Linked DNA regions of Homo sapiens: region 2 is linked to region 1. A link is a loop called in an ENCODE intact Hi-C map of the cell type or tissue named here. Cell type or tissue: heart right ventricle. All regions are shown on one strand. Each heading gives the region's core, and the rest is flanking DNA. Links, peaks and the distances in the headings are about the cores only.

Evidence for each region. A loop is a pair of places that touch in the nucleus more often than their neighbours do. Peaks named below come from ENCODE experiments on the same cell type or tissue, not always from the same donor. Only the 100,000 strongest peaks of a DNase experiment are listed, where the experiment ranks them.
Region 2: a loop joins it to region 1, with 2.5 times the contacts of the local background. A loop is called at or near these places in 15 of 110 quality-filtered maps.

Annotation. Positions count from the first base shown.
Region 1 is chr4:55,117,686-55,132,912 of GRCh38, reverse strand. KDR (kinase insert domain receptor) reads left to right here and starts at 7,318. Exons shown (of 30, transcript NM_002253.4): 1 at 7,318-7,686; 2 at 11,723-11,816; 3 at 14,113-14,309. The coding sequence starts at 7,620. RefSeq lists an enhancer at 1-251. In heart right ventricle, for the core only: no CTCF peak of the experiment used is centred there; DNase peaks (open chromatin) are centred at 6,927, 7,272, 7,606 and 8,007; H3K4me3 peaks cover 4,002 bases; H3K27ac peaks cover 3,551 bases; H3K27me3 peaks cover 2,680 bases.
Region 2 is chr4:55,305,008-55,320,234 of GRCh38, reverse strand. It overlaps the pseudogene LRRC34P2. Among named protein-coding and RNA genes, the nearest start is that of SRD5A3, 34 kb to the left of the region's middle. In heart right ventricle, for the core only: CTCF peaks have their summits at 7,339 and 7,540 (motif pointing left); a DNase peak (open chromatin) is centred at 7,544; H3K27ac peaks cover 992 bases.

The sequences.
Region 1 (15,227 bases), core at 2,412-10,411:
ATCAATTCACTTAGCCTCATGCCTTGAATGAGATTAGTCCTCAAAAAAACAAAAAACCAAAAACAAAAAGCTATTTGTATGTGCTAGGAGGGGTCTGTTTTGGGTGCTTAATACTGCTCTGCTTTTAAGTCCTGATTCCACCACTTACAGTTATGGGACATTGGAAAAGTTACTTAAACTTTCTAAACCTCGGCCGGGCGCGGTGGCTCACGCCTGTAATCCCAGCACTTTGGGAGGCCGAGGCGGGTGGATCATGAGGTCAGGAGATCGAGACCATCCTGGCTAACAAGGTGAAACCCCGTCTCTACTAAAAATACAAAAAATTAGCCGGGCGCGGTGGCGGGCGCCTGTAGTCCCAGCTACTCGGGAGGCTGAGGCAGGAGAATGGCGTGAACCCGGGAAGCGGAGCTTGCAGTGAGCCGAGATTGCGCCACTGCAGTCCGCAGTCCGGCCTGGGCGACAGAGCGAGACTCCGTCTCAAAAAAAAAAAAAAAAAAAAAAAAAAAAAAAAACTTTCTAAACCTCATTTTCCCATCTCCCTTAAATGGGAATAATTATAGTATCTTTTCTATTGAGTTATTATGTGCATTAAATAAGATAATCCAAGGAAAATACCTGACACATAGTAACTGCTCCAAAAATCTACCCCTTCTTTTTATTGTTATTGAAAAAAGCAAAGAATGCCCTGTTTTTTTTTTTTACCATATTCCTAATTATTGATGAAAAAACTTCATTGATTATTTACAAAGAGATATAACAACTTTTTTTTTGGGCAAGACTTTTAGGAAGGCAAAGGGACATTTACTTAAATTAAGAATAAATATTTTTTCTCTTTACTTCTTTTCTTTCTAAGGAATACTAATAGTGCTTGCCACCTCATGGGATGTTATGAGGATGAAATGAGAAATAAAGTACTCAGAACAGAGCCTGCTCAAATGATGTGCTCAAAAAGTGTTAGCTCTTAATATTTTTTAGCACCCTTCTCTGGTGCTGTGTGGACTTTCAGTTGGTTATTTAAATTCTTTGCATATTTTACACATTTAAAAATTATTGTATCTATTCTCATGTGAGATATTCCAAGAAATTATACGGGAGAGTTTGGGACTGGAACATAGTTATACGTGTTTATAGTAACTGAGATTTTTTTCCTTTGCAGGGAGCAAGTAATCAAGTTCTCTTTAATCTCTTTCACTAAAAGGATGGAGAGTTTGCTTTATATTTACTAGAATATAAGGCTTTGTGAATAAAATTGAACACTGTTGGACACATTCAAGGCAGGCCTGGCTTTGTGGTGACATAGCCTTCTTTTTCTTGAACATACAAATATAGCTTAAGTTAAATGAATAAATCTCACAAGGAGTAAAATAAACTTAGATGTTTAAAGAAGGTAGATAATGAGAAACAAAGGGTATGCTCATGATCTCCCAAGTCGCAATAGTTGTAAGTATGGATGGGCTGTGAAACTGAGCCAACATCTGGTGAGGTAGTCATAGGCTCTGGTAAGTTGAAAATAAATGAACATGGAAAGAAAAATACAGTAAACATGACAAAGTTGTCAATGCAAACATGTAATCAATAAATGGTCATATTTAAAAATATAACAGCCCCTAGAAAAGAGAGTTGATGTCTTTTATAATATTTTTTATTTGTAAAAGTAATACTTTCTTGGTTTGAAAAAAATTATAGAAATATATGAAGCAAAAAGTACATGTTCTCATCCCTCTGCCTCTGTGCCTCAATCATTTCCCCAAGGTAGGTATTTTTTTGGTGTGTACCCTTCTAGATATTTTCTGCAAAATTTTCTATTATGCATGTATGTCTCCATGTATCTCTTCTCTATATCTATATCTATATCTCAAAGAAATATAGAAAATACTATCTTTTTTTTTAGTCAGTGTGTCACTCTGTCACCCAGGGTGGAATGCTGTGGTGCAATCATAGCTCACTGCAGCCTCAGCCTCCTGGCATCAAGCAATCCTCCTGCCTCAGCCTCCTAAACTGCTGGGATTACAGGCATGAGCCACCATACCTGGCCAGGAAATATTTTTGAACAGCTGATGTTCTTAGGCGATGAAGGTATGTGTGGAAGACACCTGATGAAAGGCCTTGGTAACAAGTACTTTAAGGAAGAAAATTAAACATCTATTGAATCCTTATTACCACCATCACCATTTTACACTTTATAGAGCACTTCCATGAGATGATCTCATCTGAGTCTCGTAACAGTCCTTAAGGTAGGTAAGAATTATTATTTTCATTGACAAATGATGAAGCTGCTGCCTGAAATGATTAAAAGATAATGCTCAAGGACATTCCAAATCCTTATTTTCACCAAATCAAGGAAAAGACAATGGAAAAGTTAGTGTTGTATTGGCCTGGGCATCCCTTTGATTACAGTCATTTAAAACAGATTTTTTTTTTTTTAATCATGGAAACTTTCAAACACGTAAAAGTAGAGAGAATAGTCAAATGAATCTTTAAGTACCACTGTTCAACTTCCACAGTTATTTTTTTTAATTTTTTTAAAATTATACTTTAAGTTCTAGGTTTAATGTGCAGGTTTGTTACATATGTATATATGTGCCATGTTGGTGTGCTGTACCCATTAACTCGTCATTTACATTAGGTATATCCCCTACTGCTATCCCTCCCCCCTCCCCCCACCCCACAACAGGCCCAGGAGTGTGATGTTCCCCTTCCTGTGTCCATGTGTTCTCATTGTTCAGTTCCCACCTATGAGTGAGAACATGTGGTGTTTGGTTTTTTGTCCTTGCGATAGTTTGCTGAGAATGATGGTTTCCAGCTTCATCCATGTCCCTACAAAAGACATGAACTCATCCTTTTTTATGGCTGCATAGTATTCCATGGTGTATATGTGCCACATTTTCTTAATCCAGTCTATCATTGATGGATATTTGGGTTGGTTCCAAGTCTTTGCTATTGTGAATAGTGCCGCAATAAACATACATGTGCATGTGTCTTTATAGCAGCATGATTTATAATCCTTTGGGTATATACCCAGTAATGGGATGGCTGGGTCAAATGGTATTTCTAGTTTAGATCCCTGAGGAATTGCCACACTGTCTTCCACAATGGTTGAACTAGTTTACAGTCCCACCAACAGTGTGAAAGTGTTCCTATTTCTCCACATGCTCTCTAGCACCTGTTGTTTCCTGACTTTTTAATGATTGCCATTCTAACTGGTGTGAGATGCTATCTCATTGTGGTTTTGATTTGCATTTCTCTGATGACCAGTGATGATGAGCATTTTCTCATGTGTCTGTTGGCTGCATAAATGTCTTCTTTTGAGAAGTGTCTGTTCATGTCCTTTGCCCACTTTTTGATGCGATTGTTTGTTTTTTTCTTGTAAATTTGTTTGAGTTCTTTGCAGATTCTGGATATTAGCCCTTTGTCAGATGAGTAGATTGCAAAAATTTTCTCCCATTCTGTAGGTTGTCTGTTCACTCTGATGGTAGTTTCTTTTGCTGTGCAGAAGCTCTTTAGTTTAATGAGATCCCATTTGTCAATTTTGGCTTTTGTTGCCATTGCTTTTGGTGTTTTAGTCATGAAGTCCTTGCCCATGCCTATGTCCTGAATGGTATTGCCTAGGTTTTCTTCTAGGGTTTTTATGGTTTTAGGTCTGACATTTAAGTCTTTAATCCATCTTGAATTAATTTTTGTATAAGGTGTAAGGAAGGGATCCAGTTTCAGCTTTCTACATATGGCTAGCCAGTTTTCCCAGCACCATTTATTAAATAGGGAATCCTTTCCCCATTGCTTGTTTCTGTCAGGTTTGTTGAAGATCAGATGGTTGTAGATGTGTGGTATTATTTCTGAGGGTTCTGTTCTGTTCCATTGGTCTATATCTCTGTTTTGGTACCAGTACCATGCTGTTTTGGTTACTGTAGCCTTGTAGTATAGTTTGAAGTCAGGTAGCATGATGCCTCCAGCTTTGTTCTTTTGGCTTAGATTTGTCTTGGCAATTCAGGCTCTTTTTTGGTTCCATATGAACTTTAAAGTAGTTTTTTCCAATTCTGTGAAGAAAGTCATTGGTAGCTTGATGGGGATGGTATTGAATCTACAAATTACCTTGGGCAGTATGGCCATTTTCACGATATTGATTCTTCCTATCCATGAACATGGAATGTTCTTCCATTTGTTTGTGTCCTCTTTTATTTCATTGAGCAATGGTTTGTAGTTCTTCTTGAAGAGGTCCTTCACATCCCCTGTAAGTTGGATTCCTGGGTATTTTATTCTCTTTGAAGCAATTGAACTTCCACAGTTATTAACCTTTGACAAATCTTCATATAACTTGTTAAGACATGGAGTCCAAAATACTGTTGGTAATGTAACCAAATTTGGAGATCATGGAGAGTAATTTATGCAGTGTGCTTTGAGTATGAACAATGTATATTCTGTATGTACAAGCCCAGAAAAGTAGCTGGAGACAAGAAGTGCTTAAAGATTAAATTAAATTTGTCTTGGGTGAGGCTATTACAATGATTCCTCATTTAAGCTCATCTTGACATTATTTTCACCATCGTAACCCCAGTTCCTGGTTCAATGCCTAGCATATAGTAGGTGCTCAAAAACTGTTGAATGAATGAGCCTGCTTAGCAGTTTAGATCTCAGCAGCATGAAGAAGCCCATGCATTGTAGTATAAGCAACCTTTGCAGAATGTTTCTTAATGTGTATCTGGTGCTTTCTATGTCCAAGATCTTTACTAGCTGTGTTGGGGCCTACTCCAAGTGCCTTACATGCAGTAACTCCTTTAATTCTTGTAAGAACCCTATGAAGAAGGTACTATTATAATTTTTTTTGTGTTTCATAGATAAGTTACTTGTAAGTTGGTAAAGATCACACAGATCATAAGCGGTAGATCTGGGAATAAAATCCAGAGTCTGTGCACTTAGCTACTACTCTGCTGTGGCATCTGAATAGCATCTATGGAACACTCAACACATTTGGGGCACTTTGCTAGGTGCCTTACTGTTGGGTTAACTCACAAAAGTCACTCCTTTGCAATGCCAGATAACGAGAGGGTGCTGCACATGGAACAGCCTTTCTTTCTTTCTTTTCTATCTTTTTTTTTTTTAACAGACTTTGCCATTTTTTTTGTGAACCTAAGGCACTTCTAAGTGCTGTGTGGGAGGGAATGTGGTAGACTGATTTCATTGAGACTCTGCCAAATTCTGGTCTTGCGGCCATCAAAGACGCATCATTTCCTCCAAGACTTCTAAAGGGGGCTATTACCACGGGCCTGCAGGTTCTGGTTTGCATTCAGAGGAGACACTATCTTCTTAAATGAGACATGGAAGAGGAAGTGTCATGAACTGTAAATAAGGCTGATAGGGAATTGTTTGGTGATGGGGATGGAGAAAAACTGCCCTCTCCAAACCAGGTTCCATCTCCCACCCCTTTATCCAACTTTGCCAGAGTCCATCCTATTTTATTTGCTGAGTTTACTAGCAGGAAGAGAGGAGTTTCTTTAAAGATTCTCTCCCCTCCCCAAATAAATACCTCCCAGATAAATATGAGTACATCTATATAGTAGAGCACTATGCCAACATTGAAAAGATGGAAGGATGGAGCTTTGTTCGCAGCCAGCTTAGGCAACATAGTGAGACCCTGCCTCTATATAAAAATAAATAAATAAATAAATAAATAAATAAATAAATAAAAGATGGAGCTTTAAAGGTTGATGTAGAACGAATCTCCAGTGTATATTATAAAGTGAAGGCTGGGCAGGGTGGCTCGTGCTTGTAATCCCAGCACTTTGGGAGACTGAGGCAGGAGGATGGACTGAGTCCAGGCATTGGAGACCAGCCTGGGCAACATAGTGAGACCTTGTCTCAAATAAATAAATCAAATTTAAAGGGAAAAAAGCCAAGGCTCAAATAGCATTTATACCAAGCAATTGTGGGAAGAGAAGGGTGACATGTCTACATACTTGTGTTTAAGAATCTGCTTGGAAAAAAAAGGAAACATAAAAATGCCTCTGCCAAAAGAAAAGTCTTTTCACTCTAAGCCTTTTTGTGTTTTTCCAAAATTTTTTTTTGCCATATACATTCATTATATTTCAGCATTAAAATATTTCACCTGTCAACTTGGAAAAGTAAAAGCGTGAATACAGTAAATATTTAAAAACAGATGAAGATAAGTAACAGGTTACATTAATTGTATACAATCAATCTAGTTTGAATTAGGTGTAGATATAATAATTCTGTGTGTTTATCTTGGTGAAGAATGGTCCTTTAGGTTGTCATTAAAAAGCACCTCTGGGAGGTAAAAGACATAGGCATCTGGAAGATTCATATTTAATGAAGTTAGGGGACATTTGATGTCACTCCCCAGGTGTGGGGAGATATGGACAGAAAACCAGAAGGAACGAATGTGGTCAGGAAGGAATTGGAGTTCCCCTCCAAACAGCTGCCACAAGAAGTCCACACACGTGGAGACAGTTGTGCAATTTGGTCACAGAGTGTCCTAGGTGCTTTTGCTTCATTGCTCCTCCACTGAAGCACGCTGGCAGCTGGCCTCCTTCCCCTGGGACTAAGGATATCTTGGCTGGAAGCTCTGCTCTGAAAAGGGGCATGGCCAAACTTTCACTAGGGCTCTTCGTTGGGGAGCACGATGGACAAAAGCCTTCTTGGGGCTAGGCAGGTCACTTCAAACTTGGAGCCGCCAAATATTTTGGGAAATAGCGGGAATGTTGGCGAACTGGGCAAGTGCGTTTTCTGATTAAGAGCAACCAGATTCAGCTTTTTAAACTACAATTATACTGGCCAAACAAAATACCCTTATACAAAAACCAAAACTACTGGCAGGAGTCGCTGCCAGCTTGCGACCCGGCATACTTGGCTGAGTATCCGCTTCTCCCTTGTGGCTCCAAACTGCTGCAGATTCTCGGCCACTTCAGACGCGCGCGATGGCGAAGAGGGTCCTGCACTTTGACGCGCCTGGTGAGGGAGCGCTGCTCTTCGCAGCGCTCCTGGTGATGCTCCCCAAATTTCGGGGACCGGCAAGCGATTAAATCTTGGAGTTGCTCAGCGCCCGTTACCGAGTACTTTTTATTTACACCAGAAACAAAGTTGTTGCTCTGGGATGTTCTCTCCTGGGCGACTTGGGGCCCAGCGCAGTCCAGTTGTGTGGGGAAATGGGGAGATGTAAATGGGCTTGGGGAGCTGGAGATCGCCGCCGGGTACCCGGGTGAGGGGCGGGGCTGGCCGCACGGGAGAGCCCCTCCTCCGCTCCGGCCCCGCCCCGCATGGCCCCGCCTCCGCGCTCTAGAGTTTCGGCACCAGCTCCCACCCTGCACTGAGTCCCGGGACCCCGGGAGAGCGGTCAATGTGTGGTCGCTGCGTTTCCTCTGCCTGCGCCGGGCATCACTTGCGCGCCGCAGAAAGTCCGTCTGGCAGCCTGGATATCCTCTCCTACCGGCACCCGCAGACGCCCCTGCAGCCGCGGTCGGCGCCCGGGCTCCCTAGCCCTGTGCGCTCAACTGTCCTGCGCTGCGGGGTGCCGCGAGTTCCACCTCCGCGCCTCCTTCTCTAGACAGGCGCTGGGAGAAAGAACCGGCTCCCGAGTTCTGGGCATTTCGCCCGGCTCGAGGTGCAGGATGCAGAGCAAGGTGCTGCTGGCCGTCGCCCTGTGGCTCTGCGTGGAGACCCGGGCCGCCTCTGTGGGTAAGGAGCCCACTCTGGAGGAGGAAGGCAGACAGGTCGGGTGAGGGCGGAGAGGACCTGAAAGCCAGATCTAACTCGGAATCGTAGAGCTGGAGAGTTGGACAGGACTTGACATTTTGCGATCTTTCATTTACCAGTGGGGAAACTGAGGCTCAGAGACTGGCCCAAGATTACCCAGCGAGTCTGTGGTCGCCTGTGCTCTAGCCCAGTTCCTTTTCTAGGACTCTGGTTTGCGACAGGGACCTCGGCTGGAGCATGTCCTGAGATGCCGACACACCCTCAGGCTCTTGGGAGGCTGGGGTGGGAAGGCGCCTGGGGTTGGCAGGCAGGAGGTGCCTCCGCAGGCGAGAACAGGCGGTGAAAAGTTGTCTGGCTGCGCGCAACATCCTAGTCCGGGCCCGGGGAAGAAAACCTTGCCGGAATCTCAGGCCGGGTCTCCCGGATCGGACGGTACACTCGGTTCTGCCTCTTTGCGGGACCCGGCCCGTTGTTGTCTTCATGCTCGAACACACTTGCACACCACTGTGTGAAGTGGGGTCTGGAGCGGAGAGAAACTTTTTTTCCTTCCTTGGTGCAGGACGCCGCTCTCCTTGCAGAGCGAAGAAGGGGGGGAATAGGGACTTGTCCTGGGGGCTTTGACAGCTTCCCCAAGGGTCTCCAAGTAACAGCCAACTGTCCTGCGTAAAGCATTGCACATCTTTCAAAGCGCTGTGGTCCTTGGTGTAAGCGCATAGTCAGAAGTTCAAGCTCCGAAAACCTTTCCTGTGGGCCTTGGTACCTAGCTTTAGTGCCATTCCTTCCTCTCCCTGCCGCCTAAAATTTCCGTCTCCTTCAATTAGGAACACACACGTTCTTCATGCAATAGCTGTCTGTCTTTTCTTCCTCACTTTCCTTTCTCTCTCAACCCCTTAGATAATATTTCTTTCCTGCAGCCAGTTTGCTGATATCCAGATTTCCACCCTTTGCAGGGTGAGAAAGGGGAAAGGGTCAGAGAAAGAAAAAAAAAAAGTCGAATAATTCAGGGAAAAAAATTTCTTACTCCCTAAGACAAGAATCACATGTCTTAGAAGACACTCACACCCACATACAGTACCAGGATCATCTGTCCATGGTTACTGAATTTTCTTTATAATGACTTGGTTCAACGGGTCCAGTCCACCATGGACACTCATTTGTCCCAGACAAGCCCTCTCTCTCCCCCTTTCTGGGCAGAGAATGAAGGTCTGGAACATGTGGTTGCTCTGTATTCCACAAAGAAGTGAGTTGCTTTTAAGCCTGGGGTGTTTCCTAGCGTAGTAGTAACGGCAGGCCGGTCGCCCTGAATATAATGGTGAACTTGCCCTTTTGGAGTGCATTACTTGCTTAATTGGATTGGGCTGTAATTGGTGCCATCAAATTCTAGAGACAGAGGCACTGTTGTTTTTCCTTCCCGTCTTTGAGCTGGAAGGGTAACAGTGCACAAATTAATTAATATTGGTTATGGGATTTGAACATAGAAGGGCTTTTTATTGAGTAGTAGCATGTGTACCTCTTACAGTTATTTCTTTAGAACTTTCTGAAGAGTCCAGCTCAAGCTTGCCAATGAAAACGAATGACATTTAATGGAGCAAAAACAAAAAACAAAAAACTATGTTGGTCTACAAATATGAATTTGAAGTTATTGAGAGCCTTGTTGAATAGATTTTTGTTGTAAACGTGTCTCTAGAATAGTATGGCATAGTCTCAGCTTCCTATGAATGAAGGACATACCTTTTCTTTTTTAAAATATTTGTTACACAGGAAAGTGTGTCTAGAATGTGATCTGTGGCAATAAATTATGAGAGACCTTCAAGAGTTTCTGATTTTGGTAGCCGAGTGGGCACAGTTTATTGAGAATCATTTTTACTGCCATTTGTTTTCTCACAAGAATGTGCCCAAATAATGGTTTTTTTCTCATTTGGATGGCAGTGTGAATTGTACATCATGTTTTCAGCATCTTTCTCAACCTAGTGTTCCCCAGTCAAGTTTGAAATCTGTGTTATCCAAATGAATTGTTTTCATTTTCCTTTTCTTAGACAAAGTGGGACTCCAGGTTTCATTTTGCTTTTAAACATTTTGGTTTTTTGTTTGCCTGTTTTGGGGGCAGTTATTTCTTTCATATTAAAAAGTACTGTGCAGGCTGGGTGCAGTGGCTCATTCCTGTAATCCCAGCACTTAGGGAAGCAGAGGCAGGAGGATCGCTTGAGTCCAGGAGTTCAAGAAGTGCCTGGGCAACATAGCGAGACCCCATTCTCTATTTAAAACATAAATGTAACCCCCGTTCCACGCACAAAGTACTGTGCAAATTAATTAAACATGACCACCCAGACCAGCAACTGTCCAAGAGTGGCCCATAGACCATCTGTGGTAGGATAATTTGAAATGCTTGTTAAAATGCAGATTTGTAGACCCAGGGATATTCTGACAGAGTCTAAAGTCTTAAGAACAAAACTGTTCTAAACATAAGTCAGTACCAATGCCAGTTAATTTCTGAGATATATTGATATAACTTAGTTTCCAGTTTTTTAAAAACCATATTATTGACTTAAAAACCATGATATTGACCAGTTATGTCAGTAACTTATTTTGCACATCTGTGTGGTGTGTGAGAACATGTGCAGTCACTTATTCATTTTGCCTGCATTTGTTCATATTGGGATCCTCAGATTCAATGCACTGGATGTTTGCACTGGGTATTTACTTATACTCTCTCTATTTATTCCGTCTCATACTTCGTCCTATTTGTTCATACTCTCTTATTTGCCCAGCAAGGTCAATGCCAGTTTAGGCCTAGGGAGTCATTTTTTCTTAGTTGATATGACTTAGAAAGCTTGGGAGCCTGCCCAACATCAATTACTTTTTTAAAGCTGGTATTTTCTAGGTCTTGATATTTATTAAGACCCTAGCATAGTGGACAATTTTTCTTTCTCTCATGCTTTTTCAACACCTCATAGCTCTTCACATTTAGTTGACAGAGAATTCAGTTATCTTGCTGTAGAGTGACCCATGGTGAGGAATCTATGCCATGGTACTTTTCTGGTTCTTATCCCTTATAGGTAAAGACAAGTTTCTTATGTCTGAAGCTTGATGTCAGGATGAGTTCAGGGCTTTGATGAATAAGTTCAGATCTCCCAATTGTAATTCATTAGCATTGCACTTAAAAAAATTTATATACGTTTTTAAAAAAGGGTAATGCTAATGAATTACAATAGAGAGAAAAGTACATTAGTTTGCATGTATGTGTGAAACTGGGAAAATTTTTCACGAAAATATTCATATACTTTTTAAAAAAAGGGTAATGCTAATGAATTACAGTAGACAGAAAAGTATATTAATTTGCACATATGTGTAAAATTGGGAAAATTCCACACATACATAAAAGTATATTAATATGCATGTATGTGTGGAATTGGGGAATGTTTTCTCTTCCTCAGTTTCTCTCCCTTGCTTTTAATGTACAGTCTTTATGAGCCATTATTTCAGCTGTGGCAGTTTGGTTACCAGGGGAAGCGCACTAGAAAATTGATAAAGGAAAATGAGACAAGGTCATAGATTCTCTCACTCCCTTCAGGGTACGTAGATGAACTATATAAAAATCCGTCTAAGTGGGATTCGTTAATCAGCAATTTAGTCAAATGTGTACATCCTATGTTCTATAAGAAATGTCAGTGGGTCCTTTCCCAAGGGAGTGAGATCATCAGATGAAGGTTCATTTGGTTTCAATGTCCCGTATCCTTTTGTAAGACCTTGAAGTTGGCAATGCAGGAAAACAGGAACTCCACCCTAGCTCCATGAATTGCAGAACTGTTGTGTTGGTTTATGACCATCTGCCCATTCTTCCTGTTATGACACAGCTTGTGAACTTTTACTGAGAATGGTGAAAAGTAAATTCCCAGTTTTATACAATGAATTGCTGAAGAGGCCTTTTAAAGTATAGAGTATGCATTGTTTATGGAAGGTGTTTCCTATTAGGTCTAACTCAGTGGCAACTACATTCATTTATTTAATTTGTTTCTAGGTTTGCCTAGTGTTTCTCTTGATCTGCCCAGGCTCAGCATACAAAAAGACATACTTACAATTAAGGCTAATACAACTCTTCAAATTACTTGCAGGTAAGGATTCATTCTAGATCTAGATTTCTTGTGTTAAGTAACTGATTGTTTATTGAGTGGAAATAATTTCCAGTAGAGCAGAATTATAATAGAGCTTGTAGTAATTGTTCATAAGTGGTGAGGTTTCTAAGAACTGATGTAATAATGGAAAATGAGAAGAATTTTCTCTCAAAAATTCTGTACAATTTTGCTGGTGTTTTTATACTATTCTCTGCCAACATGCATACACACACACACACACACACGCACACAAATACACACCCACACCCACATTCCAATAACCAGTACAGCCACCTGGCGTATAGTAGACATACGCTCAATAAATATGAATGAATAAATGAAGTTGAGGGCATACATTTAAGGAATAGAGTTGAAAAAATTTGGGACTATATTTATTATGCTTGGTATGATTCTTGAACACTTATTATCCCTTTCCAAAAACTTTGCTTTATAAGAAATTTATTACTATAATTACTTAGGCAGTAATATTTAATAGCAATTTAATATTTAGTGGGTAATATTACTGAGCGCATGATCTACATAAATAATGGACTTCGGGCCCTGCCTTGATATTCTGGAATGCATCTTTCCCCACTTGCTAGCAAGAAGTCATGCTATTGATTTTTGATAACTGGAGAAGTAGACTTCTTTGTCAAGAAGAAGAGGCCTTTAAATTTTGCCTTTCAACCCTTACCCCAGGACGAAAGATAGAAGACCCTTGGGTTTAACATAGTGATCACACACGAAAGGCATGGAGCCTTCTTAGGACCTGTGTGTTTTTGGTAGAGACTGTGACAAGTGGAGGTGATGTTACCCTCCTGGAAGAGTGCTGGGGGTCCACAAAGGACCTTGGGTAGGTTATTGCCATTGCTTCATACTTGTTGAATACTAAGCATTAAACCGAATGACATACATCTATTTTAGACTGCAGTATAAAGAATACCCTAGCCCCTTACCAATACCCAGCCCTTGGGAAAAAACACAGTAGCAGGTGCTGTTTCTCTAGCTTTACTTGTTTAAGACACATTTCCCATTAGATTTTCCTTTTACCGACCCTCGATAACAAGGTTATTTGAAATCCCCAAGGATCCCATGCTCCCTTTTTAAAACTCTGCATAAACATTTCTTATGTTCTGAAAAAAACCATGGAGTGTGTTAAAAGTAACTTCATTGATTTAGCTGCAACTTCCTGGAAATTTTAAGTTCTTTGAATGAAGGGCCAATAATGTTACATTCTTCTTGATGTTGACTATCTTCTTATCTTCCTTGGGGCCTTGTAGAGAAATGCTGCAGTACAAGCCATCTATGTTTTAATGCGAGGTCCTTACAAGGTCCTGAGGGACTCTTACTTGCACCTCCTTCCTTCCTAACCTCACTTCTTACTCCCCTTTGCTCACTCTTACCTGGCTGCTCTGGTTTCCTGGCTGTTCCCTTAATACTCCAGATATGCACCTGCTCCAGGGCCTTTCCATGTGCTGTTTTTGCTCCTGTAATACTGCTCTTCATGATGTTCCTATGGCTAGCTTTATCAAGACCACCTCCTGCAAAATTCTTTACTCTTTTCTTTGTATCTTCTATATTTTTCTCCATAGTACTAAACACTATCTTTTATACAATAAACTTTCCTTACTTTTTAATTGCCTGTTTTCTCCAGTTAGACTGAGGTTCCATAAAGGCATTGATTTTTGTCTGATTTGTTCACTGCTCTTTCTCTAGTCCTTAACAAGTTTGGCACATAGTAGATGCTTAATAGATATTTGTTGAAAGAAAGAATGCATTAATTAATGGAAAACTCAGGAATCTTTATAAGTGACTTCTGAAGCTGAGTTTATAACTTTTCATCATATGTCAATCTGACTTGTTGGTAGAAGACTTTGTTTTTTTTTTTTTGAGGCAGGGTTGCCCTCTTGCCCAGGCTGAAGTGCAGTGGTGTGATTTTGGCTCACTGCAACCTCCACCTCCCGGGTTCAAGCAATTCTCATGCCTCAGCCTCCTGAGTAGCTGGGATTACAGGCATGCGCCACCACACCTGGCTCATTTTTGTATTTTTAGTAGAGACAGGGTTTTACCATGTTGCCCAGCCTGGTCTCGAACTCCTGGCCTCAGGTGATCCATCCGCCTTGGCCTCCCAAAGTGCTGGGATTATAGGCATGAGCCACCATGCCTGGCCGGTAGAAGACTGACTGTGTCTGTTGAAGAGTTTATTTAAGTTTCAAAACCAAATTTTCTCTTTTCTTAGAAATAGCCTCACAGTCTGGCACTTCATATTAATACCTCCCTGAAATTAATTTTTCAGGGGACAGAGGGACTTGGACTGGCTTTGGCCCAATAATCAGAGTGGCAGTGAGCAAAGGGTGGAGGTGACTGAGTGCAGCGATGGCCTCTTCTGTAAGACACTCACAATTCCAAAAGTGATCGGAAATGACACTGGAGCCTACAAGTGCTTCTACCGGGAAACTGACTTGGCCTCGGTCATTTATGTCTATGTTCAAGGTAAGTGGTGAAATAAAATTCATTTCCCACGTCTCTTTACCAGTTATAAAAGACAATAGGCTCAAAGAAGAATTGAGTACAACAAAGGGCTTGCTCTAAAGGCTGTTTGCCAAGAGGAATACACACAATTCTTCTCTCCTGAGGCTTTCTCTGAGAAATAAGACTCATTGATTCTGGAGCTTGGGCCGTGTTACCTCTTTTTTGCCCAGTTAGTTTGGGTCTGATCTTTGTTTCCAAGGTAAATCTGTGTTCACTGTTGGCCATTGAGACTTATAAAAAGTCTTCCTATGTTTGAGAAGAAAACCTAAAATTCTTGAAATCGAGGAAGATTTGGGGGTGAATTATGGAGAAATTTCTGTGGAGAGATAAGTTATCTACAGCAGAGTAGGAGATTTTCCCAAGAATGCATAGGAAAGCATTTTTTGCCAAGGGCTCTGGAGTTTTTTGCACATAGGAACCTTTTTTTCTTACTAGTATTTCATAAAAAACAATTCCCATACTCATGTGCAAATAAAGACATTGCTTCAGACTCTTTTCAGGACAATGTTTCTTTCCTTTGCTTGTTTGGTCTGAGATCTTGGATGATATGCTGTATCTTTCTAGGATGTGCAGTTTGGGATTGATATTATGAAGGCTGACTTAACATCCATATAGTATAAAATAAATGTCACACATATTCTGCATTTATAATGAGTTATGCATTCTTTTGTGTTTCAAAAATCTTACACTATCTTATCTTTTCTGTGAAAACCTAACTTAACTAATGAGATCCCTATGATATAAATTTAAGGAATGTAAGGGCTGCATCATAGTTTGGTTGGATGTACCAAATATTTTTCTTTTCAGTGAAGATAAACAGACATTTTATGTATTTACGTATATGCCTTTTTACATCCCAGAGTATTTGAGACAGGTGAA
Region 2 (15,227 bases), core at 3,345-11,344, 190 kb before region 1:
TGTGTGTATGAGATAGAGGTGAATTCACATCCTTTCTTTTCCACCTACTGGCTCTGTCATCTTGGGCAGCTTACTGATTCTCTCTTGGAATACCAGTTTCCTTAACTGAAAATCATGGTTGAGATATATTTTTTTTCCTGAGGATGTTTCATGAGAATGAAATGAGATGATATATGTGAAGTCTGTAGCACATAGTTAATCTTCAATAAATGTTAATTTTACAGAGCAATAATAATACAGAAATATCAGTAAGCTACTTGTATGCCTGCTTACTTGAGCTTTTAGAGGAATTTTATATCTAGTGACAAATGAAGGTGAAAAGTGAGACTATTCCCCAGGCAAAGAAAGTCTACTGCCTCCAACGCCCCCAAATTCTCAATTCCTTGATGAATTTAGGCCAAGTGAATCTAAATTATGCAGCAAACTACTTCAGTTCTTTGCTTTGGCAGTGAAAGCCACTTTTCTTAGTAATATCGTGGAAAGGGGCTTGTAAAGACATTGTGGTATTTGGTTCCCGATCTTATCCAAGTCACCTGGATGAAAATTTTTTGTCTTTCCTTCCCATATTTCAGACAGAGGATTTACATTACTTTAATATATTATTGATGCAGGAGATACTACGAAAACATGATTCTGGGCTGACTTTTCTAGGTCTTGATTTGGAAGCATAGCTTAAGGTTCACAGGCAGGAAAAAATATGTTGTTTTAAAAATGTCAACATTTCCTGATATAAAAGTGTTTCTTTTTTTTGGTTTCTTTTCTTCTTTTTATCTCTCCTCCTCCTCTTCATTCTCTCCCTCCTCCTTTTTCTTCTTAGTCTGTGTGTGACTCCATCTGAGAACATGCAAATTCTGAAACTTTTCACCAGGTTCTTGAAAACCAGCCCAAATGATTTTTCCTGATCAAATTTCCTCTTTTATTTTTGGCCAGGAACAAAGCCACCTAGGCCAAGAAATCACAGTTCACCTCACATGTAGGAAGAAGGAAAATCGATTTCAATAGATTCACAGGGAAAGCATGATCTCAGAATATTCCCTCAGGGCTCAGAAGGACCCCAAACCAATATAGAGTATAAAAATGCCCCTGTTTCTCATGTTCGTAAAAGGAGCAGAGAGCTGGAGATGGAGGGGCAACTTTATCAGGGAAAAAGGCAGACAAGGACCTGACATGAATGATATCTTAATGCAGCAGAGAAGGATGATTCAAGCCTAATGGTTTTGGATTATATAAAAGGTTGAGTTGAGAGAATTTTCCCATAAAGGAAGTTGGTATTTGCGGTCCTTTCTATAGAGTAACTATAAAGCAGACTGTTTCCTGTGTTAAACTGGTAGTGGGAGGGGGAATCAAGAAATGATTATGGAAGGAGAAAGAGAAGGAGGAGGAGGAGAAGGAGAAGGAGAGACAATTGCCCTTTACTCTCCTCACCTACTCTCCTGCCTGTCCCACACCCACTCCACCTGCACAGATTTGCTCATATCATTGAGGGACCAATGGTTAGGGTAAGGCACAGAGGTGCAGTGGAAGGAGTATAGGCTTTGTACTGAACGAAACTGAGTTTGAATCTCTGCTCAACTCCTAAGTGACCCTGGAAAACCCCTTAACTTTTCAGCCTTAATTTCCTCCTATGGAAATGCAAACATCATCTGCCTTGATAACCTTAAGTTGTGGTGAGAATCATATTAGGTAATGGAAAGGAAAGTGCTTTGTAAATGGTTGAGTGCTATAAATATAAAGTCTAATGATAATAATAACATACAGAATTAATTCATCTTGCATCGATGGATTTCTGCAGATCTGAGGTTTGGCTCACTGATGAAATCTTGTTTCCTTTTCTTTGTTAAATAACAGATGGGAGGACTTGGTCAGCCTCCATCAGACGGAATTAGTCATATTCCAATGTAGAAGAGCCAGCCAGCACCTTGCTCTCAGGGCCTCAGCTCTTACTCTCTACATATCTATATTGTGAAAAGTACACAGTGCAGTCCCCACCCAAGCCACACGCTAGACAACTTACCTAGGCTTTCTTATGAACTCTCTGCTTTACAGGAGAGAAAACTGAGAATCCAAAAATGAAGATACTCACTCAAGTTCACACAGCTATTAAGTTATAGGGCCAGGATTCTAAGATAAGGACCCTTTTTTCTCATGGGGAATATAGAGGTATGGTTTTCCCTGCCTTACCTTCCCCTTCTCCTTCCTCTTCCTCCTTGCCCTCTTCCCTCCTGCTCCCTCTCTTCCTCTTTCCCCCTGCTTCTCTTTCTCGTGATATGAAGCTTTCTTCACCAAAGAAGCAGGAGAAGTTTAAAAGGATTAAAACACAGGCGAGCCTGTGGAAAGCAGTTTGGCAATTTCTCAAAAAACTTAAAACAGAATTACTATTCGACCCAGCAATCCCATTATGGGGTGCATACCCAAAGGAATAGAAATCGTTCAACTGTAAAGACACATGCACATGTATGTTCATTGCAGTACTATTCACGATAGCAAAGACATGAAATCAATCTAATATCCATCAGTGGTAGGCTAGGTAAAGAAACTATGGCACATATACATCATGGAATACTATGCAGCCATAAAAAGAGCAAGATCATGACCTTGGCAGCAACATGGATGGAGCTGGAGGCCATTATCCTAAGCAAACTAACACAGGAACAGAAAACCAAATACCACATGTTCTCACTTATAAGTGGAAGCTAAACATTGAGTACACATGGAGACAGAGAAGAGAACAAGAGCCACTGGAGCTTACCTGAGAGTGAAGAGTGGGAGGAAGGAGAGGGTTGAAAAACTACCTGTTGGGTACCATGCTCATGACCTGGGTGATGAAATAATCTATATGCCAAACACCCACAAGACATAATTTACCTATATAACAAACTTGTACATATATCCTTGAAACTAAAATAAAAGTTAAGAACAGACAGGTGAGCAAAAGTTGAAACTCTTTGCTAAATATGGCTTTTCAAGTATCCTGAGGAGAGCACCAAAGAAGTGAACCTGTGAATACATGGAGTTTCTTGGTGAGCATATCCCACATGGGTTTGTGACTTTCTCTGTAAGAGCTTCTTTCTTTTAAAAATGTTGTTCATATAAATTGCATAAAAATACATGAATACATTTTCATTGTAAATTTTAAAATTGAACATTACAGGTAAAGTTAACATCCCTTTTGACCTCCTTTTTCTCAGTCCCTTCCCCAGAGGTTGCTGTCATTTTAGTATGTATGTTTTTAGAACTTTAAAAATTAGTTTATACACATTTATCTAGATCTAGATAAATATATATATCAATTGTATATGTATCAATTGTACTTATCATTCTATAGTTTGTTGAAAAATATTTATTCAATAACATAATTTGGAGATATTCCCACATCTGGACACAAACATCTGCTTCATTCTTTTACTGACACATAGTGTGAAGCCATTGTAATTTAAGCATTTCCCTACTGATGAACCTTTTTTTTTTTTTTTTTTTTTTTAAGACGGAGTCTCACTCTGTCACCAGGCTGGAGTGCAGTGGTGTGATCTTGGCTCACTGCAACCTCCGCCTCCCAGGTTTAAGTGATTCTTCTGCCTCAGCCTCCCGAGTAGCTGGTATTACAGGCATGTGCCACCACGCCCAGCTAATTTTTGTATTTTTAGTAGAGACAGCATTTCACCATGTTGGCCAAGATGTTTCAATCTCTTGACCTTGTGATCCGCCCACCTTGGCCTCCCAAAGTGCTGGGATTACAGGCATGAGCCACCGCTCCTGGCCTTACTGATGAACTTTTAAAGGCGGTTTTCATTCTATTGTAAACAGTGCTCCAATGAAAAACTTATACACATATGTGGGTGTTTCTCTAAGGTGGATGCTATAATACTGGTTGGTTGGCTCCCATCCACCACTTAACCTCTGTTCTCAAAAGGGAGTTACCATGATCTGTTGGGGTTTTCTAATTTCAGCAAATTGTCAGTTGTATACATTATAATTTTCATGATCTTTACTTTTGTGCTTTTGTGACAGTACAGATTAAAAAATATGGTTTGCATTACTCTTAGAATAATCAACCCTGCACTTGACATGGTTGAGGGGCATGTGTGTATAGTTTATAGATTAATAGTATAGTCCGAATTGCCCTCCAAAGTGGCTATACCAACATATGCTCCTGCCAACACTGTCAAGAAAACTCATTTCCTCAAGTCCTCCCCAACATCTGATATTTTTCGACATTACACATTTTGCCAATCTAATGGAATGAAGAAAAATAACATTTCATGGACGGGTGCAGTGGCTCACACCTGTAATCCCAGCACTTTGGAAGGCCAAGGCAGAGCGATCACTTGAAGTCAGGAGTGCGAGACCAGCCTGGCCAACATGGTGAAACCCTATCTCTACCAAAAATACAAAAATTAGCTGGGCATGATGGTGCACGCCTGTAATTCCAGCTACTCAGGAGGCTGTGGCAGGAGAACTGCTTGAACCTGGGAGGCAGAGGTGGCAGTGAGCCAAGATCGTGCCACTGCACTCCAGCCTGGGCTACAGAGTGAGACTCCATCTCAAAACAACAACAAGAACAACAACAACAAATTTCATTGTTGGTTTAATTTGCATCTTTATTCTGCTTTTCTTCTTAGGCAAAAATGTCCTCATTAGGGAGTTCTTATGTCCTTATCAAGCAGTGGGGAGTCCATCCCCAGATCTGTTCTATCCCAGCACCCCTGGGTGTGGGCTGGAGAAGATGCCTGGAACAGTGCGGAGGTCTGGAGCTCCACATGTGCACACCTCTCCCCCAGGGCTCAGCTCCTATTTTGCAACTTCTGATAGCTTGCCTATCCATGATCCAGCTCTAGAATATTAGGATATGTTTAGAAATGCTGTAAAATGATCACATGCCAGCTCTCCCCTTGTTTTCCTATTTATACATACTGTATGTTATGCCAGATATGCCAATTGTGTTTAAATTGAGGACCTACACTGTGGAATTTTTTTTTTTTTTTTGAGATGGAGTCTCACTCTATTGCCCAGGCTGGAGTGCAGTGGTGCGATCTCGGCTCACTGCAAGCTCCACCTCCTGGGTTCACACCATTCTCCTGCCTCAGCCTCCCGAGTAGCTGGAACTACAGCCACCTGCCACCATGCCCGGCTAATTTTTGTATTTTTAGTAGAGACGGGGTTTCACCATGTTGGCCAGGATGGTCTCAATCTCTTGACCTCATGATCCACCCTCCTCGGCCTCCCAAAGTACACTGTGGAATTTTAACAAAACAGAAAAGTTTTGTGATTATGAAAGTACTAAGTGTACATTATTTAAAACTTGAAAAGTTAAAGAAGTAGAAAGCTATCTTCCATGTACAGGCAACCATTGTCTCATCTTAACCATTGTTAAGATGAAAATAGATGTTTTGAGGAAAACACAGTTTCAGGTGCAAGCATATCTACCTTTTATCTAGATTTTACAAGTGCCTGCTATAACCATTTTTTAAACATTCAGGAAGGTAATTTTCTTATTTCCCCTATTAGGTTGTTTATGAGTGTGTTTGTGCTTTGCTCATTCCGATTCTCACACAAGCTTTGAAAAGCTCAATAATCTGTGAAACTATCTTGGCTGAACTGGACTTCAGACCCAGAGGTGCCACATGTCCTAGGAGTAGACAAGCCTCTTAAACTTCCCTAGAGGGATAGGAGAACTTTACAATTGTCTTAAAGCACTCTCAGGGGATAACCCCTTATTTGCATGAGGCCCAGGAATCCCAACTGGAAAGAATATGCGACCCTTCCTCAGCTGGTGTTGAAAAACATAGATGTGCCCTGATGCCTGGGAAAAAGTCTAGCAACACGGACCAGATTGAATGTAGGGAAGCAGTGGCTCCAAGTTAAACACGAGCCTGTGCCTGCCCAGTGTCTTGGCTGCATTTACTAAGCTCCTAGGTTGTGCCAACTGAGGAGACAAAGACAACTTCTTGCTTCCCACTCTCTAATGCAGCCAATGGGAGAGGCAATTGGCTGTTCATTTTGCACACCAAATTCCTGGAGAAAGATTTTCTTCAATAAGTGCAAAAGAATATTGTTTATCATGGTGAAGATAAATGCACAAGGCTGCATAATTTTTCACAGTTGATTAAGAGACATGTTGAATTAAATGTTTGGAATCATTTCTGTTCTATTATGAAAATTATTTGTTGGCTACTACTTGTTTCCTTTTCTAATCCACAGTTTATATAATTGACTCTGAATATTAAGCAGTGATTGAAATGGGTTGCTTCAGAACAGATGGTTTCCTGCTATTATATAGAAAGTGCTTTCTGAAATCCCCTGCCTTAGGAGCTGTGATGCCCTGCATCTGAACAGTAGCCTACACTACCTTGACGTTGGCTGCAATAAAATAACTCATGATGGGATGGTGTATTTTGCTGTCATACTGAAAAGCAATACTACCCTGGAAATAATAGATGTCTTTTAACAGAATAGAAAATGTAGGCACTATCTCAGTGAAACTCTTACTTCACACATGAGGAGTCTTAAAGTGTTGTCAGCAGTCAGCAAAAACATGGATGGAGAACTTGTTGCACTTTAACAATCAATGAAAACAAATTCCACATTCTCTGTATTAGTTCGTTTTCATGCTGCTGATAAATACACAAATGAGACTGGATAATTTATAAAGGAAAAGGAGTTTAATGAATTCACAGTCCATGTGGCTAGGGAGGCCTCACAATCATGGTGGAAGGCAAAAGGCACATCTTACATGGTGGCAGGCAAGAGAGAAAATGAGATCCAAGTGAAAACGGAAACCCCTTATAAAACCATCAGATCTCATGAGACTTATTCACTGCCATGAGAACAGTTTGGGGGAAACCACCCTCATGATTTAATTATCTCCCACCGGGTCCCTCCCACAACATGTGAAAATTATGGGAGCTACAATTTATGATGAGATTTGGTTGGGGACACAGCCAAACCATATCATTCTCTAATATCTACCTTTGGGGAAAAAAACACATTTGTTAGGGCTATATGCATGGCATATTCAGACTTAATTCAAATGGGGCGTCTAAAAACAGACAATGTGGATGTGGAGCCATTTGTGGTGACAAACGCATGTGTCTTACAGAAGTCTCCAATGGCCTTAAAAGGCATTATTACTGGACACCAACCTAGGGAGAAGCTTACGACCATTCATTTCATGTAGGTTTTGCTCTTGTTCCAGTAGGTCAACATCTATGGAAAAGAAGCTCTAAAGTAATGTTCATGCATTTGTCTTACTACTTTCACAGAGATTAATATTTTATAGGCTATTCAACTTTTCTTTTATAAATTAAAAATAAAATAAAAGTTTTTCTGTAACAAGTAACCAAAAAAAGCTCAACTTAAAATGGCCTACAAAAAAAGGGGAATTCAGTAAATGAAAAGTCCAGGGACACAGCAGGTGCACTAGCTTGCTAGGGCTGCTGTAACAAATTACCAAAACCTTGGTGGCTTAAAACAATAGCAATGTGTGCTGTCACAGTTCTGGAGGCCAGATGTCTGAAGTCAAGGTACTGGCAGGGTAGTGCTCCCTCTGGAGGCTCTGAAGGAATTTGCCTGTTTAGCTTCTGCTCAACATTTGAGTTCATTGGAACCAAAATTGGAGTGTTTGTGGCTGTGTCCCAAACTCTGTCTCCATCTTCACATTGCCTTTCTGTCTGTCTGTGTGTAATCTCTGGCTTATAAGGAAGCATGGGATTGCATTTAGGGCTTGGATAATCCAGGATAAGCTCCTCCCCACAAGACCATCAACTCAATCCCATCTTTTGCCGTATAATATTCACTTTTTCTATTTAAGGTAACATTTGTAAGTTCCAGGGATTAGGATGTAGACCTATCTTTGTGGCCACCATTCAGCTCACTGCAGCTGGCTTGAGACATGCTGGATCAGACCCAAATTATGTCATCAGCACTTTGTTTCACATTATTTTTCAACTATCTTCTGGTGTGTGGCTTTGAGTTCAGTCTCCATTTATTGTACAGTGGTGGCAACGGCTCTAGATTTTATATACTCTCAGCTTCAAATCTGGTTGAAGCAAATCTTCTCTCCCAGATGCCTCAGTGAGAGTTTCATGGGGCTTCCTTACATCTCAGGAGTCACCCATCTGTTCCCAAACTGATCCCAGTAGCCGGGGGAATCTAAGGTTGTGATTGACATGGCCTGAGTCATATGATCGTGACATCAGCTCTTCTTCATCATCTAATCACATGGACTGGGAGTGGGGGAGGTGTGTGGGTTGTTACTACAAGAAAGGGAAGTGGATGCCGGGTGACAAGATAAAGAAACAAAAACAAATTGAAACAACAAACCCACAAATGTCCACAACATCAGCCTTGTTGATAAGATGCTTTAATAAGGCTCCTGCTCATACAGAAGAAGGAAGCAACTCTATGTAATGCAGGATTGCAGTGGGAAGAGGGTATCTGGTGAGTGGGGCAGGAGGAGAGACTTACTTGAGAAGGGTTTAATTGAGATTTTGTAAAGCTGTGTTCCATGTGAGATGACCCTTCCATGGGCTTCCGTGAATATTAAATAAAATCTAGAAAAATTACAATATGCTTAATTAAACAAATTAATTTCTCATTAAAATAATGAAGGGGTTGAATTTGCATCAAGTTTGGGGGTTGGCCAAAATAGAGTCAGCTCTTGTAGATGAAGCTGGGAGTGCAGACCTGGGTTACATGTAAAATAGAGCCAATGCTCTCTCTTCATAGGGTTGTGAGGGGTCAATTGAGATCAAGGGTATGAAAATGCTTTGTAAACCGTAAAGGGATACACTCCTAGGAGTTACACTTGAGTTGTTTTCATGACTTTCCTCTTAAGTTCATATTCATGTAGGCCTATTAGTTTCCCTCTGACCATCCCCAGACACTGTTGGCCATCAGGAATCAGTCAAGAATGTGGATAAATCTCCTGCAATCCATCTTTCCACCAAGAAATACCTCAGAGCACATCCCTGCTGATGGTAAGGCATCATAGCGAACAACCTGCCAGCTATGATGTATTAGGTAGACAGCAGTTTCAGAGCTTTAGTCAAGCTTCAGTAAATCAGACAAAAGTTGACTTCTTATATTATTTTATGTCAGGGCCTTTTACCTGGGACACATTGATAGGCGTGATTGCATCTGTTTAATCTTCTGAAATAGTATGCAAAATGTGTGTGTGTGTGTGTGTGTGTGTGTGTGTGTGTGTGTGTATCCATGACATGCTTCTTGCATCGTCCTGGGAAGAGGGTCCATGATTTTCCACAAATTCTCAAGGGAATCATGACCCCACCAAAGGTTAAGTGCTACTGACCCATAGTGTTTCCAGTGGGACTTTGTTGAAAGGTGAATGAAGAAATGTGAGAATTCTAATCCCACTCAGTTGTCAGCTTACTTCTACCATCTCTTTTCTGAGGCTCTGTGGTGCTGCTCTGATACAACATCTTAGGAAAAAGCAAAACATGTTGTGTGCGTGTGTTTGTATGTGTGTGTGTGTGCGCGCGGTACTTGTTCTTTCTTTTTTTAAAAAAGACTTATTTTGTGTTTATGTTTTTAATTAGAAAGATAATCATGCTACTTTTAGAAAAATTAGAAACTAAAGAAAAATAGAACGTGGTTTCTGCAAAGATCATTCAAAAACCTCATGAAAAAGTTGGCTGGCAGCATAGCCTAGTGAGTGTCAGATACAGCTGAGTTAGTGTTCCATGAAATTTTGGGAATGATGCTTAATCTCTGTGAGTCTGTCTTCTCATTAATAGCATTGAAATAATCATTGTATTTACTTCATAGGGTTCTTGTGGATTAAATGAGAAAATGAACGTACAGTGCATGCCTGACATTCAGTAAGTGCTTAATACATGATAGTGTTTGGTCATGACTATTGTTCTCTTTCCAATTGTGTTTGCATCCTTGAGATACTGTGTTTATGATTTTGTATCCTGCTTTTTTCTCTTTTCACTGTACTAATTCCCCATGTTATGTTGTACTTTTTATTAGCATTAGTTTCAATGGCTACATTATATGAAACACAGCAGATACACTCAAATTTACTGGACCATTCTCCTGTTGTTAGATATTGAGTGTTTTCAATTTTTAACTACAGTCATGTGCTGCATACCACATTTTTGTCAATGAGGGATTGCATATATGACAGCGGTCCAATAAGGTTATAATGGAGCTGAAAAATTCCTATCACCTAGTGACCTCATAGCCTTCTTAGTGTCAAAGCATAATGCATTACTCCTATGTTTGCGGTGATGCTGGTGTAAACAAACCTACTATGCTGCCAGCCATATGAAGCATAGCATATACTATTATGTACAGTACATAATACTTGATAATGATAATAAATGACTATGTTGCTGGTTCATGTATTTACTATGCTTTTTATGGTTATTTTATTTTTCTTTTCTTTTTTTTCTGAGACAGGGTCTCACTCTGTCACCCAGGCTGGAGTGCAGTGGCACAATCATAGCTCACTGCAGCGTCTACTTCCTGGGCTCAAACTATCCTCCTATCTCAGCCTCCCAAGTAGATGGGACCACAGGTGCGGGCTACCATGCCCAGCTAATTTTTTTTTTTTTTGGTAGGGATGGAGGTCTTGCTATGTTGCCCAGCTGGTCTTGAACTCTTGGGTTCAAGTGATCCTTCTGCCTCAGGCTCCCAAAGTGTTGGGATTAAAAGTGTGAGCCACTGTGCCTGGCCTTTTAAAAAGTCCTAAACACTAGACTACCAGGGATATTTTTATTTTTGAGTATATTCCTTCTAAGAAAAAAGTTAACTGTAAAATAGCCTAAGGCAGCTCCTTCAGGAGGTACTCAGAAAAAGGTATTGTTATCATAGAAGATGACTACAGCTCCTTGTGTGTTATTTACCTCAAAGACTTCCAGTGGGATAAGATGTGGAAATGGAAGACAGTGATAGTGATGATCCCAACCATGTGTAGGCCTGGCTAATGTGTGTGTTTGTTTGTGTCTTTGTTTTCAACAAAAAAATTTAAAAGTAAAAAATAAAATGTAAAAATAGAAACAAGCTTATAGAATAATAATATAAAAGAAGAAAATATTTTTGTTCCATTGTATAATGAGTTTATCTTTCAAGCTAAGTGTTATTACAAAATAGTCAAAAAGTTAAAAAATTTAAGTTTATAAAGTAAAAAAGTTACAATAAGTTAAGGTTAATTTATTATTATTGAAGATGGAATTTTTTTTTAATATTTAGTGTAGCCTAAGTGCAGAGTGTTATAAAAAGTCTATGGTAATCTACAGTAGTGTCCTAGGCCTTCACATCCAGTTGCCACTCACTGAGTTGCTCAAAGCAGCTTCCCCTCTTGCAAGCTCCATTCATGGTAAGTGCCCTATATAAGTGTACTCTTATAGAAAATTTATGTATTAAAAAGAAAACTTTTATACTGTACTTTTACCATACTTTTTCTTTTTTTTTTTTTTTTGAGATGAAGTCTTGCTCTTGTTGCCCAGGCTGGAGTGCAGTGGCATGATCTCGGTTCACTGCAGCCTCCGCTTCCCAGGTTCAAGTGATTCTCCTGCCTTAGCCTCCCGAGTAGCTGGGATTACAGGTGCCTGCCACATGGCTGGCTAATTTTTGTATTTTTAGTAGAGATGGGGTTTCACCATGCTGGCCAAGCTGGTCTCAAACTCCTGAATTTAGGCAATCTGCCCACCTCGGCCTCCCAAAGTGCTGGAATTACAGGCATGAGCCATCGCGCCTGGCTACTGTATTTTTTCTATGTTTAAATATATAAATATTTGCCATTGTGTTACAGTTGCCTACAGTATTCAGTACAGTAACATGCTGTACAGGTTTGTAGCCCAGGAGCATTAGGCTATACCAAACAGGCTAGCTGTGTAGTAGGCTATACCATCTAAGTTTGTGTAAGTACCCTCTATGATGTTTGCACAATGATGAAACTGCCTAATGATGAATTTCTCAGAAAATATTCCCGTTGTTAAACGACACATGACTGTACTATAAATGAATGATGTCATACACAACTTTGGATTTGTTGGTTTGTTAGAACTCAGATTAGATAATCTCATTAATATATTTTAGGCAAATATGCTTTAGGACCCCATCTGTTTATGCAGAGCAATGGGGGATTTTTGTGGATATATGTGATTGCTTGAAGATAGTTGAAAGACTAGAAGATGGAAAACCACTGTGAATTTTACTTGTAACTACTCCTTTTGGCTACTGGAAACTCCCAATTCTGATAGTTTCAACTGAAAGCAACAGGAGGAAAAAACAAAATAAAACATAAGAGAGACCCAGAAGAGGGGCACCTTGGTTATAGAAGGATAAGCATTTGCCAGGTGAAACAGACAGCCCCAAATAATAGTGGCTTCAATAAGTTAGTTTACTTTTTGTCTCCTGTAACTGTTCCAGTGTAATAGTCCAGCACTTGTTTGGTGGCCTCAGGGACCAGGCTCCTTTCATTTTGTCCTCATCGACATAGTCCAGGATGGCTCACTCATCTGGCTGGTGGGAAGGGGAAAATGAGAAAGAAGACAGTTATAGGCCGGGCGCGGTGGCTCATGCCTGTAATCCCAGCACTTTGGGAGGCCGAGGCAGGCAGATCACTTGAGGTCAGGAGTTCGAGACCAGCCTGGCCAACATGGCGAAACCCCATCTCTACTAAAAATACAAAAATTATCTGGGCGTGGTAGCATGCACCTGTAATCCCAGCTACTCAGGAGGTTGAGGCAGGAGAATTGCTTCAACCCCAGAGGCAGTGAGCCAAGATGGTGCCACTGCACTGCAGCCTGGGCGACAGAACAAGACTCCATCTCAAAAAAAAAAAAAAAAAAAAAAAAGACAATTGTCTGCTCTTCAGGAAGTTGTAGGCATCTGTATTAAGCTGTTCTTGCCTTACTATAAGGAAATACCTGAGACCGGGTAACTTATAAGAAAAGAGGTTTAATTGGCTCTTGGTTCTGCAGTCTGTACAGGAAGCCTAGCGCTGGCATCCGCTTTGGGGGAGGCCTCAGGAAATTTACAATCATGGTGGAAGTTGAAGAAGGACCAGGTATCTCACACGATGGGGGCAAGAGAGAGAGAGGGTGGTGGGGGAAGGTGCCACATGCTTAAACAACCAGATCTGTGAGAACTCACTGACTATCTCAAGGACAGCACTAAGCCATGAGGGATCCACCCCCCTGACCCAAACACCTCCCACCAGGCTCCACTTCCAACCTTGTGGATTACAGTTCTGCATGAGACTTGGTGGGGACATATATTCAAACTACATTAGCTCCACTTCAGCTCAAATTACATTGGTTACAAAATGGTCCTATGGCCACACCAAGCTGCATGGGAGACTGGGAAATGTAGCTTTATCAGGGGTTCTAGTTCCATAGGAGAAGAGAACAGATACTGAAGCATGACTAGCTGTCTCTGCCACATGGGGGTTTTAATACAAAAAGTGAACCTGCAAAGATCCAAGGTGGTGGATGAAGGAGATGTGAGAGAGAGAAAGGACGGCTTCTAGAGCAGTGCAAGTGTCTGGAGTGTGCATCGCATTTGCCTGGGTATCACCCTTCCTCCATCTTACTTTGGCTCAGTTCTGTTCCAAACTAGATACTTGCCCCCAGTTCCGCCTGTGCTTTCTTGCCTACTTGTTGGTATCATTCCTCTACCCACTACGCCCTTCTGTTTTGATGTCTTTTTCATTCAACAAGAATTTGGGGCCAGGTACAGTGGTTCACATCTGTAATTCCAGGACTTTGGAAGGCTGTTGAGGGAGCATTGCTTGAGCTCAGGAGCTCCAGACCAACCTAGGTCCTCCCTTTTCTCTCTACAAGAAAAGAGAAAAATTAGCTGGAGGCAGTGGCATGCACCTGTAGTCCCAACTATTTAGGAGGCTGAGGCAGGAGGATCCCTTGAGCCTAGGAGGTCAAGGCTACAGTGAGCCGTGATTGTGCCTTTGCACTCCAGCCTGGGTGACAGAGTGAGACCCTGTCTTCCCTGCCCCAAAAAACTAGGAAAGTGCAGGAGATGCTAAGTTACACCCTTATCGAGGAGCTTACAGTCTGGTGGCTGAGACAGACACATAGACAATGAAGTACAATTAGGATGGCTCATACTCTGATGGAAGCCTGTGCAGAGTATTGTGGGGGCTCCAGGGAAAGTGGGTCCTTTTCTAAGTAGGATGAAATTGAAGAATGATGTAGAAAGGTTTCATAGAGAGGTGGTATTAGTACGAAAACTGGATCTTGAAGAGTGAGAACGTGCTCGTCACACTGCTAGGGCATAGTGAGGGGAAGAAACAGAATGAAGCATAGAAAAGCATCCTCCCTGTGTGTGACAGTTAGAAGATAATAGAAGACCAATTTAACTCGGCTTGTGCATAAAGAGTGAATTTATTGGATCCTATAACTCAAAAATCAGAGAGGGTGGGAAATACAGATTCAGCTGGATTCAAGCATTCCATGGATGTTGTTTGGCCCAAATTTCTTGCCTTCTCTTAACACTACTTTCTACTCTGTTGACTTCATTTAGGCATGTTCTTCCCAGGAGGTAGTGGGGATGGCCACAAACACTCAATATTAAATGTAGGCTCTGAGATGCCCCAGCAGAATGATAGTTTATTTTCTTCTAATGGTTCAGGTTAAAGCTTCTAGTTATCTCTGATTGAACTGACTTGAATCCTATGCCCAGTCCTGAAAGTGAGTATGGCCAGGCAGCCCTAAGCAAACCACAGAAACTGAAGGTGCATTGGCTGCTGTTTCCTGAAGGGAAATGGGTGATATCTGCAGAAGAAGGAAAAGCAGATGTTGGGCAGGCAAGAACGACAGATGAACATGACAGTCTGCTTAGGGAGCTTCTAGTAATCCAGGATGGATAGAGCAAGAGACCAGGTGATGAGAGCTTTGGATGCTACTGGGCAGAGTGTGGACTTTATTTGGTGGGCAAGAGGGTGCCACTGGAGGGTTTAAATCAGGAATAACATGGTTCTTTGACATATTATTACTAATTGAAGTCCACACGAGGCTTCACTGTATATGTTGTACATTCTATGGGTTTTGAAAAATGGGTAACAGCATGTATCCACCCTTATACTTCATACAGAATAGTTTAACTGGCTGGGCATGGTGGACCATGCCTGTAATCCCAGCACTTTGGGAGGCCAAGGGGGGTGGGTCACATGAGGTCAGGAGTTTGAGGCCAGCCTGGCCAACATGGCAAAACCCCATCTCTACTAAAAATACAAAAATTAG